Regions from separate parts of the Homo sapiens genome. Here region 1 is linked to region 2. The links are chromatin contacts, found by Hi-C or POLR2A ChIA-PET in ENCODE. All regions are on one chromosome and are shown on one strand. Each heading gives the region's core, a stretch centred on a gene start or an enhancer-like site at or near the end of the contact. The rest is flanking DNA. Distances are from core to core; before and after follow the strand shown.

The links. A loop is a pair of places that touch in the nucleus more often than their neighbours do. ChIA-PET counts read pairs that join two places held with the same protein, here RNA polymerase II (POLR2A). Pooled maps may share reads with other maps.
Region 1: POLR2A ChIA-PET joins it to region 2 with 12 read pairs in activated CD4-positive, alpha-beta T cell. The contact joins two enhancer-like sites. A Hi-C loop is called at or near these places in 6 of 50 pooled maps. POLR2A ChIA-PET finds 5 or more read pairs at or near these places in 5 of 52 experiments (Caco-2, Panc1, activated CD4-positive, alpha-beta T cell and 2 more).

The regions. Positions count from the first base shown.
Region 1 is chr20:36,835,436-36,841,551 of GRCh38, forward strand. It overlaps MTCL2 (microtubule crosslinking factor 2), which reads right to left. Exons shown (of 15, transcript NM_080627.4): 2 at 3,782-4,006. Among named protein-coding and RNA genes, the nearest start is that of MTCL2, 25 kb to the right of the region's middle. RefSeq lists an enhancer at 1-37 and a silencer at 268-557. Within about 2 kb of position 1,681, at least 24 of the 41 ENCODE cell types and tissues checked have a DNase peak (open chromatin) inside an H3K27ac peak, as active enhancers do.
Region 2 is chr20:36,927,013-36,933,575 of GRCh38, forward strand. It overlaps SAMHD1 (SAM and HD domain containing deoxynucleoside triphosphate triphosphohydrolase 1), which reads right to left. Exons shown (of 16, transcript NM_015474.4): 5 at 3,748-3,863; 6 at 170-240. Among named protein-coding and RNA genes, the nearest start is that of SAMHD1, 21 kb to the right of the region's middle. Within about 2 kb of position 3,804, at least 5 of the 41 ENCODE cell types and tissues checked have a DNase peak (open chromatin) inside an H3K27ac peak, as active enhancers do.

The sequences.
Region 1 (6,116 bases), core at 431-2,930, 94 kb before region 2:
AACAGAAGGGGAAAATGAGGCACCAAGCGGTAGGGGCAAGTCAGGGCATGGACCACGGAGCTGGCAGAGCAAGTTGGGGAAGTCCCAGAGGTACCCTCCTAGGCAGCGCCCGCCCCCTCCCCACTCGGGTCCATCAAGCCCTCCAAGACGATGCCAGGGAAAGCAGCATTCTGATAACTTCCCAAAACCCCCCAGAACGACCCCAGCACATGGGGCTCAGGGTGGTGGCCAGAGGTGTCCATCCAGCTCAGGCCCCAGGCCCGCAGATGAGCTCAGCGCTCCAGCTGCAGCGTGGGGAGAGGAGGGAGGGAAGGGCAAGAGGGATGCTGATTGGCTAATTCAAACCCCAACAGAAACGGCCCCTCCTCTCCGCCCAGACTCCGGAGAGCCACACACCCGCTCCCCACACCCGCCTCCCCGCCGCCGCCGCCGCTGCTCTAGCTCCACCCACGGAGGCGCCGCAGCCGGCAGCTAGCTCCAGGTCCCAGCCTCTCCTCCGCCTCTTCCTCATCTTTCTGAAGTCTGACATTTTTTTGTGTCCCTCCCAGAAATCCTCCACTATATGCCCAAACGCAGATTCCTCTGAGCTTCTCCAGCTATTCCCTCCCCCTCCCCATCTCCTCCCTACTGCCTTCCCCCACCACCCCCCACCCCTCCCAACCCAGTGATTGGAATCTGAATATGCCCGGGAGCTGCCCTGTCAAGTAGAGGTACGCTTTGAACTTGGAAACTAACTCATTCTTTTTTTTCTTTTAGAGAGAGACCTTGTCGCTCTGTCGCCCAGGCTGGAGTGCAGTGCTGCAATCATAGCTCACTGAAACCTTTAACTCCTGGACTCAAGCAATCCTCTGGCCTTGGCCTCCCATATAGCTGGGACTATAGGCACTTGCCACCACGCCCAGCTAATTTTTTTTTTTTTTTTTTTTTTTTTTGAGACAGAGTTTCACTCTGTCACCCAGGCTGGACTGCAATGGTGTGAGCTCACTGCAACCTCGGCCTCCCAGGTTCAAGCGATTCATCTGCCTCAGCCTCCTGAGTAGCTGGGAGTACAGGCGTGTACCACCACACCCGGCTCATTTTGTATTTTTAGTAGAGCCGGGGTTTCACCATGTTGGCCAGGCTGGTCTCGAACTCCTGACCTCAGGTGATCCATCCGCCTCGGCCTGCCAAAGTGCTAGGATTACAGGTGTGAGCCACCACCCCCAGCCTCTGCTAATTTTTTTTATTTTTTTGTAGAGATAGGGTCTTGCTATGTTGCCCAGCCTGATTTCCAACTATTGGCCTCTAGCGATCCTCCCACTTCAGCCTCCCAAAGCGCTGGGATTCTGGGATTACAGGCATGAGCCTCCACCTCTGGCGGAGACACAACCATTGGTTGCCTCATGTGTAGGACAGCACTACAATCCCATTGTGCACCAACAAGACCACAGGGGGCGCCAGCAGCTTCCTGGAACAGGCACTCCTGTTTACCTCCCCTGGTTCTGCTGGCCTTTGAAACCATGGCTCTCCCTGGTCCCTTAACAAAGGTTTTTCTTTTATATTCCACTGGAAAGGCTATAGGGCTTGAGTTTGCCAGTGTCTTCCAACAGAAGGGACTTCTCCCCAGGTAAGTGTGTGGCTGACTCGCATCCTGCCGCTCCCCTGGGTCCTCACAGGAGCCATCTTCTGCCACCTTCCTCTTTCCCCCTTCCTGGCTCAGGCCCACTTCTCCCTTGGGCCTTCACTCAGAAGTCACCCCTGCAGGAAGCCTCCCTAGGGCCCCATCCCAGCTCCTCGTGTCACCAGATCACACTGGGCTGAGTTCTGAGGGCAGAGGGCCGGGCCTGGGGGCCCTGGAGTTCTCACCACCAGACCAGAGCTTCCGAAGACAGGCAGGGGGACATCCCACCTGCCAACCTCCCACCCACCCTTCCCCTGCTTCCTGAAGCAGAGAGCAGTGAGGCCAAGCTGGAGGCTTGGGAGGCTCATGAGCCTGGGCTCTGCCACCAACACACTGAGCGCCCCTTGACCTTCGGCAGGTATTGCTTTTCTCTGAACCTCAGATTCTTCATCAAGAAAATGGAAATAATGATAGCTAACATTTTTGAGTCCTTATGCTGGCATTTTACCCACATTATTATTATTATTATTATTATTATTATTATTATTATTATTATTTTTGAGACGGAGTCTCACTCTGTCACCCTGGCTGGAGTGCAGTGGCGCGATCTCAGCTCACTGCAACCTCCGCCTCCCGGGTTCAAGCGATTCTCCTGTCTCAGCCCCTGAGTAGCTGGGATTACAGGCGGGAACCACCACACTCGGCTAATTTGTGTATTTTTAGTAGAGATGGGGTTTCACCATGTTGGCCAGGCTGGTCTCGAACTCCTGACCTCAGGTGATCTGCCCGCCTCGGCCTCCCAAAGTGCTGGGATTACAGGCATGAGCCACTGTGCCCAGCCCGCATTATTTCATTTAATCCTCATATAACCCTGTGAGATAGAGATTGCTGCAAACCCATTTTACAGATGAGGACACTGAAATTGATGACTTTGCTCAAAATAATAAAGTTCAGGTATATTGGAGCCAAGATTTAAACCAGCCTTGACCAACTCTAGGCCTTCACTACTTCTCTTTGTTTTTTTTTTTTTGAGACGGAGTCTCGCTCTGTCGCCCAGGCTGGAGTGCAGTGGTGACACGATCTTGGCTCACTGCAAGCTCCGCCTCGTGGGTTCACGCCATTCTCCTGCCTCAGCCTCCCGAGTAGCTGGGACTACACATGCCTGCCACCACACCTGGCTAATTTTTTGTGTTTTCAGTAGAGACAGGGTTTCACTGTATTAGCCAGGATGGTCTCGAGGCCTTCACTACTTTTCATTAGCATAATTAAGGAACCTCTGCCTGACACCGTGGCTCATCCTTGTAATCCCAGCACTTTGGGAGGCCAAGGCAGGAGGATCACTTGAGCCCAGAAGTTTGAGACCAGCCTGGGCAACATAATGAGACCCCATCTCTACAACATATAGAAAAATTAGCCAGGTGTGGTGGTGTGTGCCTGTAGTCCCAGCTACTCAGGAAGCTGAGGTGGGGGTAGCCCAGGAGGTGGAGGCTACAGTGAGCTATGATCACATCACTGCCTGATACCTAGGCAACAGAGCAAGACCTTGTCTCTAAAAAAACAAGAAGAAAAAGAAACCCCCATGGAACTGTGCGGGGACAATTAGAGGCTAGCACCAGGTGGTGGTTGATACTCAATAAACAGTAGCTTCTCAGCCAGGCGCAGTGGCTCATGCCTGTAACCCCAGCACTTTGGGAGGCCAAGGTGGGCAGATCACCTGAGGTCAGGAGTTCGAAACCAGGCTGGCCAACATGGTGAAACCCTGTCTCTACTAAAAATACAAAAATTAGCCGGGTGTGGTGGCAGGTGCCTGTAATCCCAGCTACTTGGGAGGCTGAGGCAAGAGAAATCGCTTGATCCCGGGAGGCAGAAGTTGCAGTGAGCTGAGATCGCGCCATTGCATTCCAGCCTGGGCAACAAGAGAGAAACTCTGTCTCAAAGGAAAAAAAAAAAACAGTAGCTGCTGCTAGTAGGAAGGATTCATATTATGATATCATTTTGGGATACCCTTGATAGAAGCCCTGTGGGTTCACCAGGAATTCCTACTTAGATGAGGAAACTGAGGCCCAGAGAGGTGGTAGAACTTGGCCATGGACACACGGAAATGAGATGCAAGGCCAACCTGGGCCCCACTTAGACTTGTGGTCCCATCCCAGCAACAAGGGCACCCGAGCCCAGGCTGACCTTGACATCCTGCTCCAGACCACGGATAAGCTCGCCGTCCACCTGGCCGGTCTGGGCGGCACGGAGACTGCGGCGCTCGGCTTTGCGCAGCCGGTACTGCAGGATGCGGCAGGTCTTGCTGGCCTGGTCCAGCTGCTGTCGCAGCTCCTGCAGCTGATACACGTCCTCCTCCATATAGACGTCCCGCATCTCCAGCATCTCGGCCCGCAGCTCCTCAATCTCGTCCTGCGGAGGGAAGGAAGAGTCAGGTCACTGGGCCCACAGTAGCAGCTAGGAGGCCGGAGTACTGGCCACACCTAGGACTGAATGAAGCACCGTGGGGGACCTGGATGTGGCAGGCTGAATGACAGACCTCCAAAGACGTCCATGTTCACATTCCCAGGATCTGTGAATGTTGCCTTACATGGCAAAAGAGACTTTGCAAATATGAGTAAATTAAGGATCCCAAGACAGGGAAACAGAAGCAGAGGCTGGAGTGAGATGCTTTGATGTTGGAGGAAGGGGCTGTGATGACGGAGGAAGGGGGTGCCTCTCAAGGCAAGGAAAAGGTTTCTCCCCTGGAGCCTTCCCGAGGAATGCAGCCCTGCCCAAACCTTGATTTCTAGACCTTTGACCTCCAGGATCAGAAGATAATAATCTGGTGTTCATTTTTTTGTTGTTTTTGAGACGGAGTCTCACTCTGTTGCCCAGGCTGGAGTGTAGTGGCACAATCTCAGCTCACTGCAACCTCCTCCTCCCTACTTCAAGCGATTCTCCCTGCCTTAGCCTCCCAAGTAGTTGGGATTACAGGTGCCCACCACCACACCCAGCTGATTTTTTATATTTTTAGTGGAGACGGGGTTTCACCATGTTGGCCAGGTTGGTCTTGAACTCCTGACCTCAAGCGATCTGCCCGCCTTGGCCTCCCAAAGTGCTGGGAACAGGTATGAGCCACCCTGCCCAGCCTGGTGTTTTTTTTTTTTTTTTGAGACGGAGTCTCGCTCTGTCGCCCAGGCTGGAGTGCAGTGGCGCTATCTCGGCTCACTGCAAACTCCCCCTCCTGGGTTCACGCCATTCTCCCGCCTCAGCCTCCTGAGTAGCTGGGACTACAGGCACCCGCCACCACGCCTGGCTAATTTTTTTTTTTTATTTTTAGTAGAGACGGGGTTTCACCGTGTTAGCCAGGATGGTCTCCATCTCCTGACCTCGTAATCAGCCTGCCTCGGCCTCCCAAATTGCTGGGATTACAGGCATGAGCCACCGTGCCCTTGGCCTGGTGTTCTTTTAAGCCACTAAATTTGTAGTGATTTGTTACAGAAGCAACAGGAACACACTGGGGAAGCAGGAGAGGCCATTTAAGAAACATGGATGAGGTTGGGCACGGTGGCTCATGCCTGTAATCCCAGAACTTTGGGAGGCTGAGATGGGCGGATCACGAGGTTGGATCAAGACCATCCTGGCTAACATGGTGAAAATCCGTCTCTATTAAAAATACAAAAAATTAGCTGGGCATGGTGGCGGGTGCCTGTAGTCCCAGCTACTCGGGAGGCTGAGGCAGGAGAATGGCGTGAACCCAGGAGGCGGAGCTTGCAGTGAGCCGAGATCGCACCACTGCACCCCAGCCTGGGCGACAGAGCGAGACTCCGTCTCAAAAAAAAAGAAACATGGATGAGCATCAACTATGTACGTCCTAGGTAGGCCCTGTGCTAAGCGCAGGGGCAGGGAGGGACAATGGGGTGGGTCCAGCCCCTTCTATATACTCTGTATGGAGCCCCAAGCTTCACCAGGAAGATACACAGTAAACCAGAAAATAATAATAACAAAAGACACCTGGCTGGGCGCAGTGGCTCGCACCTCTAATCCCGGCACTTTGGGAGGCCGAGGTGGGTGGATCATTTGAGGTCAGGAGTTTGAGACCAGCCTGGCCAACATGGTGAAACCCTGTCTCTACTAAAAATACAAAAAAAAAAAAAAAAAAAAAAAAAAAATGAGCCCAGCGTGGTGGTTCACGCCTGTAATCCCAGCTACTCGGGAGGCCGAGGCATGAGAATCACTTGAACCTAGGAGGCAGAGGATGCAGTGAGCCGAGATTGCACCATTGGGTGACAGAGTGAGACCCTATCTCCAAGAAAAAAAAACAAAAACAAACCTCAGATACTGTTAAGTGCTATAAAGACAAAGCCAAAATGAAACCAAACAACATGAGTTATATGATAGGGTGAGGGGGGGTGCTATGTTAGGGGACATGATCAGGGAGGCCATCTCTACAAAAGAGACATTTGAGCTGAGACAAGAAGGAACAGCCGAGAAAGCTAGGGGGAGAGGTTATTCCAGGCAGAGGGAACAGTGTGTGCCA
Region 2 (6,563 bases), core at 2,554-5,053:
GTGAGAACCAAACAAAAGCATATATATATATATGTGAATGAAAGCACCCTGGACACTGTAATGGGGAAGTATTTTATAACACAGTAGTGGAACCAAACAGATAAATTAACTAAATAACCTGCTTAAATAGTCTTTCTTTTTATTGACTATTGACTGTATGAATACATACCGTCCATTTCACCTCCGGGCGAGCAAGTGGAATAAATCGTCCATCAAACATGTGAGAAAATGGCCCATGACCTTAAAAACAAAAGCAGCCTTAGAACAAGAAAAACATCTGTAAACCAACAAAAACTTTTTCCTTTTTTTTTTTTTTTTTTTTGAGACGGAGTTTCGCTCTTGTTGCCCAGGCTGGAGTGTAGTGGTACAATCTTGGCTCAACACAATCTCCGCCCCCTGGGTTCAAGCGATTCTCCTGCCTCAGGCTACCGAGTAGCTGGGATTACAGGCGTGTGCAACCACATCCAGCTAATTTTGTATTTTTAGTAGAGATGGAGTTTCTCTACGTTGGTCAGGCTGGTCTCGAACTCCCGACCTCAGGTGATCCGCCCGTCTCAGCCTCCCAAAGTGCTGGGATTACAGGCGTGAGCCACCACACTCAGCCAAACTGAATTCTTTAATCTTTTTAGTTTAACTTGAATAGCAAAAGAAATTAATAATCTAAAAATACAATCACAAAAAGGGACAAACCCTTTCTTCCTATTTCTAAAACAGGAGAACAGGAAGCAGAAACATGGAAAAGTAAGCTCTCCATCGAGCAGTCTCCAGTCACCAGGTTTTACATAAATCTGATAAAAGGGCAGTTTTTGTTGTTTTTTGAAGAGACAGAGTCTTGCTATGTTGTTCAGGCTGGAGTGCAGTGGCTATTCACAAGCATGATCATTATGCACTGCAGCCTTGGACTCCTGACCTCAAGTCATCCTCCTGCCTCAGCCACCTGAATAGCTGGGACTACAAGCATGCACCACCACACAGGGCTTGATAAATGGACAATTCTGTGTAACTAAAAAGAATGTTAATGCCAAAAACTTTTTGAAATCTTCAGATTGAAAATATCTGGATTAAAATAGCAGTTTCAAGAAAATCCACTAGGGCCAGGTGTGGTGGCTCATGCCTGTAATCCCAGCACTTTGGGAGGCTGAGGTGGGTGGATCACTTTGAGTCAGGAGTTCGAGACCAGCCCGGCCAACATGGTAAAAACCCTGTCTCTACTAAAAATACAAAAAATTAGCCGGGCTTGGTGGCGGGCACCTGTAGTCCCAGCTACTCGGGAGGCTGAGACAGGAGAATGGCGTGAACCTGGGAAGCGGAGCTTGCAGTGAGCCAAGATCACACCACTACACCCCAGCCTGGGTGACAGAGCAAGACTCCATCTCAAAAGAAAAAAAAAGGGGCTGGGCGCGGTGGCTCATGCCTGTAATCCCAGCACTTTGGGAGGCCGAGGCGGGTAGATCACGAGGTCAGGAGTTCAAGACAAGCCTGGCTAAGATGGTGAAACCCTGTTTCTACTAAAAATACAAAAATTAGGCGGGTGTGGTGGCAGGCGCCTGTAATACTACCTACTCAGGAGGCTGAGGCAGGAGAATCGCTTGAACCCGGGAGGCGGAGGTTGCAGTGAGCCGAGATTGCGCCACTGCACTCCAGCCTGGGCAACAGAGCGAGATTCTGTCTCGGGAAAAAAAAAAAAGAAAATCCACTGGGGTGCAGGAAGAAAAAATTAGAATTTCTCTTATAACTCTCAAGCTTAAAAAAATCTATCTTTGGCCGGGTGTGGTGGCTCATGCCTGTAATCTCAGCACTTTGGGAGGCTGAGGCGGGTGGATCACCTGAGGTCAGGAGTTTGAGACCAGCCTGACCAATATGGTGAAACCTCATCTCTACTAAAACTATAATAATTAGCTGGGCATGGTGGCATGTGCCTGTAGTCCCAGCTACTTGGGAGGCTGAGGCAGGAGAATGGCTTGAACCTGGGAGGTGGAGGTTGTGGTGAGCCAAGATCGTACCATTGCACTCCAGCCTGGGCAACAGAGCGAGACTCCATCTGAAAAAAAAAAAAAAAGAAGTGAGCCACTTAACTGGAGAGGGAAGTCTACCTAGACTAGCCTTGGCCCTGCTTTGCAAGTCACAGGCTACACATAAAGGCTCGCTAATGCAGTGCTCAGGCTCCTGGGGACTGGCAAAGGTTTCCCAATGATTCTCCCTCAAAATACCAAGAATCCATCAAATTTATCATCTAGGGGCTGGTATTGGTTCTTTGTAAGTCTCCGGGGGACATAAAAAGAGTGCCTACTTGCTTTAAGTATCTGGCTATCCAAACAGTGGCATGCACCTCCCTTCCCCTGCCCTGAGGGTACACACAAACTCTCAGAGTCCCTGAATAAGTAGGAATAAACTATAAGGATAGAGGTAAAAACCCCCATGATTTAAAAGGAACAGTCCCGGCCCAACGTGGTGACTTATGCCTGTATTCCCAACACTTTGGGAGGCCAAGGGAGGTGAATCACTTGAGGTCAGGAGTTCGAGACCAGTTTCAACAACATGATGAAACTGCATCTCTACTAAAAATAGAAAAAAATTAGCCAGGCGCTACTCGGGAGGCTGAGGCAGAAGAATCACTTGAACCCAGGAGGCGGAGGTTGCAGTGAGCCAAGATAGTGCCAACTGCACTCCAATCTGTGTGACAGAGCAAGACTCCATCTCAAAAATAAAAAAATAAATGGGACAGTCCCCTTTCTCTTTGTCACAGGAAAAGGATTATATTCTTTTGCTTGGATTAAAGTGGCCTAAGACCTCACATGGATCAGAAAAGACAAGGAGTTCTCTAAATGTGTTAATCCACTTGGGCAGATTAGAGATTATAAATATGAAAAAAAATGGATTTCACCAAATAACCGAAGGAAAAATGGTGATTTTATTTGATAAGAAGGACAAGGCCAGGCGCGGTGGCTTACACCTGTAATCCCAGCTCTCAGGGAGGAGAGGCGGGAGGATAGCTTGAGCCTAGGAGTTCGAGACCTGCCTGGGCAATATAGCGAGATCCTGTTCTCCACAAAAAGGAAGAAAAAAAAAGACCAAAAAAAAAAAAAAAAATAAGCATAAGAAGGATAAAAGAAAAATAAAATTCACATATCATCCTAAAAGCAGTAGTAAGAAAAACTCACTAGCAAAAAGCCCTTTCATATAACCTGTAGTAAACATGATGGCCGGGCACGGTGGCTCATGCCTGTAATCCCAGCACTTTGGGAGGCTGAGGCTGGTGGATCACCTGAGGTCAGGAGTTCGAGACCAGCCTGGCCAACATGGTGAAACCCCGTCTCTGCTAAAAATACAAAAATTAGCTGGATATGGTGGTGCATGCCTGTAATCCCAGCTACTCGGGAGGCTGAGGCACGAGAATTGCTTGAAACCAGGAAGCGGAGGTTGCAGTGAACCGATAATGAGCCACTCACTCCAGCGTGGGCAACAGAGCAAAACTCTGTCTCAAAAAAAAAACAACAACAAAAAAACCACTTTAGCAAAGATGTTTAACATGAGAAATTCACTGAAAGTTGCCAAGAAAATAAAATAGCAATGTTTTCTACTTATGAATCATTCTAGGAAGAAGCAACAGTACATTTATACTAACATCAACTGAAGAATTAAAATACAATTTCCATATTCTCTTGGTTGATCTGATTTTTTAACGTCAAAGAGAGGTAACATATGTTATGATTTTACATAACAACTTTGTCTCTTTGTACAGCTTACCGAGATCATGACAAAGTCCAGCAATCTGAACACAGAGAACATCTCGTTCACTTATCTGCAGCTCTGGTTGTTTTTCACCCAGTGCGTGAACTAGACATCCTGCTAGATACCCCACCCTGCAGAGCAAAAACACAAAAAGTCACTTTTCTGTTTGCAAGAGGAGTGATAGTTCTGGTCCTCAAGAACTTCAGTATGTTTCCTTAAACATTCTAACATACCTTTAGGGCAACTTTACTGAACAGTATATTTCAGAACTAGGCAGGAACACACACAAACGGAATCCCAAAAGCAGGACCTCTGGCTCAATATCACCAATCATTAGAGGAATGCACATCAAAACCACAGTGAGATACCACTTCACACCCCTTAGGATAGCTACTATTAAAAAAAGAAAACCAGAAAATAACAAGTGTTGGACATGATGTGAAGAAGTTGGAAGCCTGTGCACTGTTAGTGGGGATGTATTATGGTGTAGCTGCCATGGAAAACAGTATGGGTGCTCCACAAAAATTAAAAACGGAATTACCACAGTGATTTAGCAATTTCACTTCTGGGTATACACCCACAATAACGAAAGTAGGTCTTGAAAAGATTGGCTGGGCTCAGGGGCTCACGCCTGTAATCCCAGCACTTTGGGAGGCTGAGGCGGGCAGATCACTTGAGGTCAGGGGTTCGAGACCAGCCTGGCCAACATGTTGAAGCCCCATCTCTACTAAAAAATACAAAAATTAGCTCAGCATGGTGGCAGGTACCTGTAATCCCAGCTATTTGGGAGGCTGAGGCAGGAGAATTGCTTGAACCCAAGAGGTACAGGTTGCAGTGAGCCGAGATCTTGCCATTGCACTCCAGCCTGGGCAACAGAGCAAGATTCCGTCCCCACCACCCTCCCCCCAAAAAAAGAAAGAGAATATATTTGTACAGACATGTTCATAGCAGCACTACTCAAAATAGCCAAGAGGTAAAAGCAACAGGTATCCATCAACAAATGAATGTATAAACAAAATGTGGTAGATACATATGATAAAATATTATTCAACCTTAAAAAGGAAATAAAAAATAATTTAAAAATAAAAAATAAAAAATAAAAAAGGAAAGAAATACTGACACATGCTACAACATAGATGAACTTTGAGGAAATTATGCTAAGTGAAATAAGCCAGTGACAAAAAGACAAATATTATATGATTTCACTAAGATGAGGTACCTAGAGTAGCCAAATTCATAAACAAAAAAAAGAGGGCCGGGTGCGGTGGCTTATGCCTGTAATCCCAGCACTTTGGGAGGCTGAGGTGGGCAGATCACCTGAGGTCGGGAGTTCAAGAACAGCCTGGCCAATGTGGTGAAACTCCATCTCTACTAAAAATACAAAATTAGCTGGGCGTGGTGGCAGGTGCCAGCTACTTGGAAGGCTGTAATCCCAGCTACTTGGAAGGCTGAGGCAGCTACTTGGAAGGCTGCTTGGAAGGCTGTAATCCCAGCTACTTGGAAGGCTGAGGCAGGAGAATCACTTGAACCGAGGAGGCGGAGGTTGTGGTGAGCCGAGATTGCGCCATTGCACTCCAGCCTGGGCAACAAGAGCGAAACTCCGTCTCCAAAAAAAAAAAAAAAAAAAAAGTAGAATGGTAGTTACTAGGGGGTTGCGGGGGGTTGCGGGGGGAGACATGAAGAGTTGTTTAATACGTATACAGTTTCGTGTTTTTTTTTTTTTTTTTTTGAGATGGAGTCTCGCTGTGTTGCCCAGGCTGGAGTGCACTGGCCTGATCTCAGCTCACTGCAACCTCAGGAGTAGCTGGGATTACAGGTACACTCCACCATGCCCGGCTGGTTTTGTATTTTTAGTAGAGACGGGGTTTCGCCATGTTGCCCAGGCTGATCTTGAACTCCTGACCTCAGGTGATCCACTGGCCTCAGCCTCCCAAAGTGCTGGGATTCCAGGTGTGAGCCACTGCACCCGGCAAGTTTGGTTTTGTAAGATGATAAGAGTTTTGGCAAGTTTGGTTTTGTAAGATGATAAGAGTTTTGGCAAGTTTGGTTTTGTAAGATGATAAGAGTTTTGGCAATCGATTGGTTGCACAATGTGAATGCATTTAACCCTACTAAACTGTACACTTAAAAAACACTTAAGACTATGTATTTTCTATTCTGTGTATTTTACCACAGTTTTTTTTTAAAGTAGGAATATCTGGCTTTGTAATGTTTACAACATAATTGGAGATGAAGTACTTAAATGCACTTCCAGCACTTCCATCTGAGCCATTCCTAAATTCTTTTCCCCTGAACTCTGAGCTACATGAGGACAGAGGCGATTGTTATCTTTTTGTGGTTTGGTAGGGCTTAGTAAGGTTCGATAAATATTTGTTGATGAATGAACATTTGAGTATAGACACATGTTGTGCCTAACTAAAAATGCTTCTACACAAACAGAAAACCAAAGTAATATACTGTGAGTACTTCATGAAAATCTCAAAGACTGTCTATTCTTCCCTGTCCACTTCCTCCTGGCTCTACACTGCATAATGGAAATGCAGACCAACGTCTCAGCTTAGTTGTATGTAACAGAGGCATCGCCTTCTCTAAGATTATGAATGCTTTTTTAACTTACGCATTTCCTGACAGGTAAGAAAATGATCTGGTTTGAAAGAGCAACTCTGTACCAGAGTAAATAGAGAATACAGAAAAATTAAATAATCAAATATACATAATTAGTTGTATCAGCAACCGACCCATTAGCTTTTATTTATTTATTTATTTATTTTGAGACTGATTCTCACTCTGTCACCCAGGCTGGAGTGCAATGGTGCTATCTCAGTTCACTG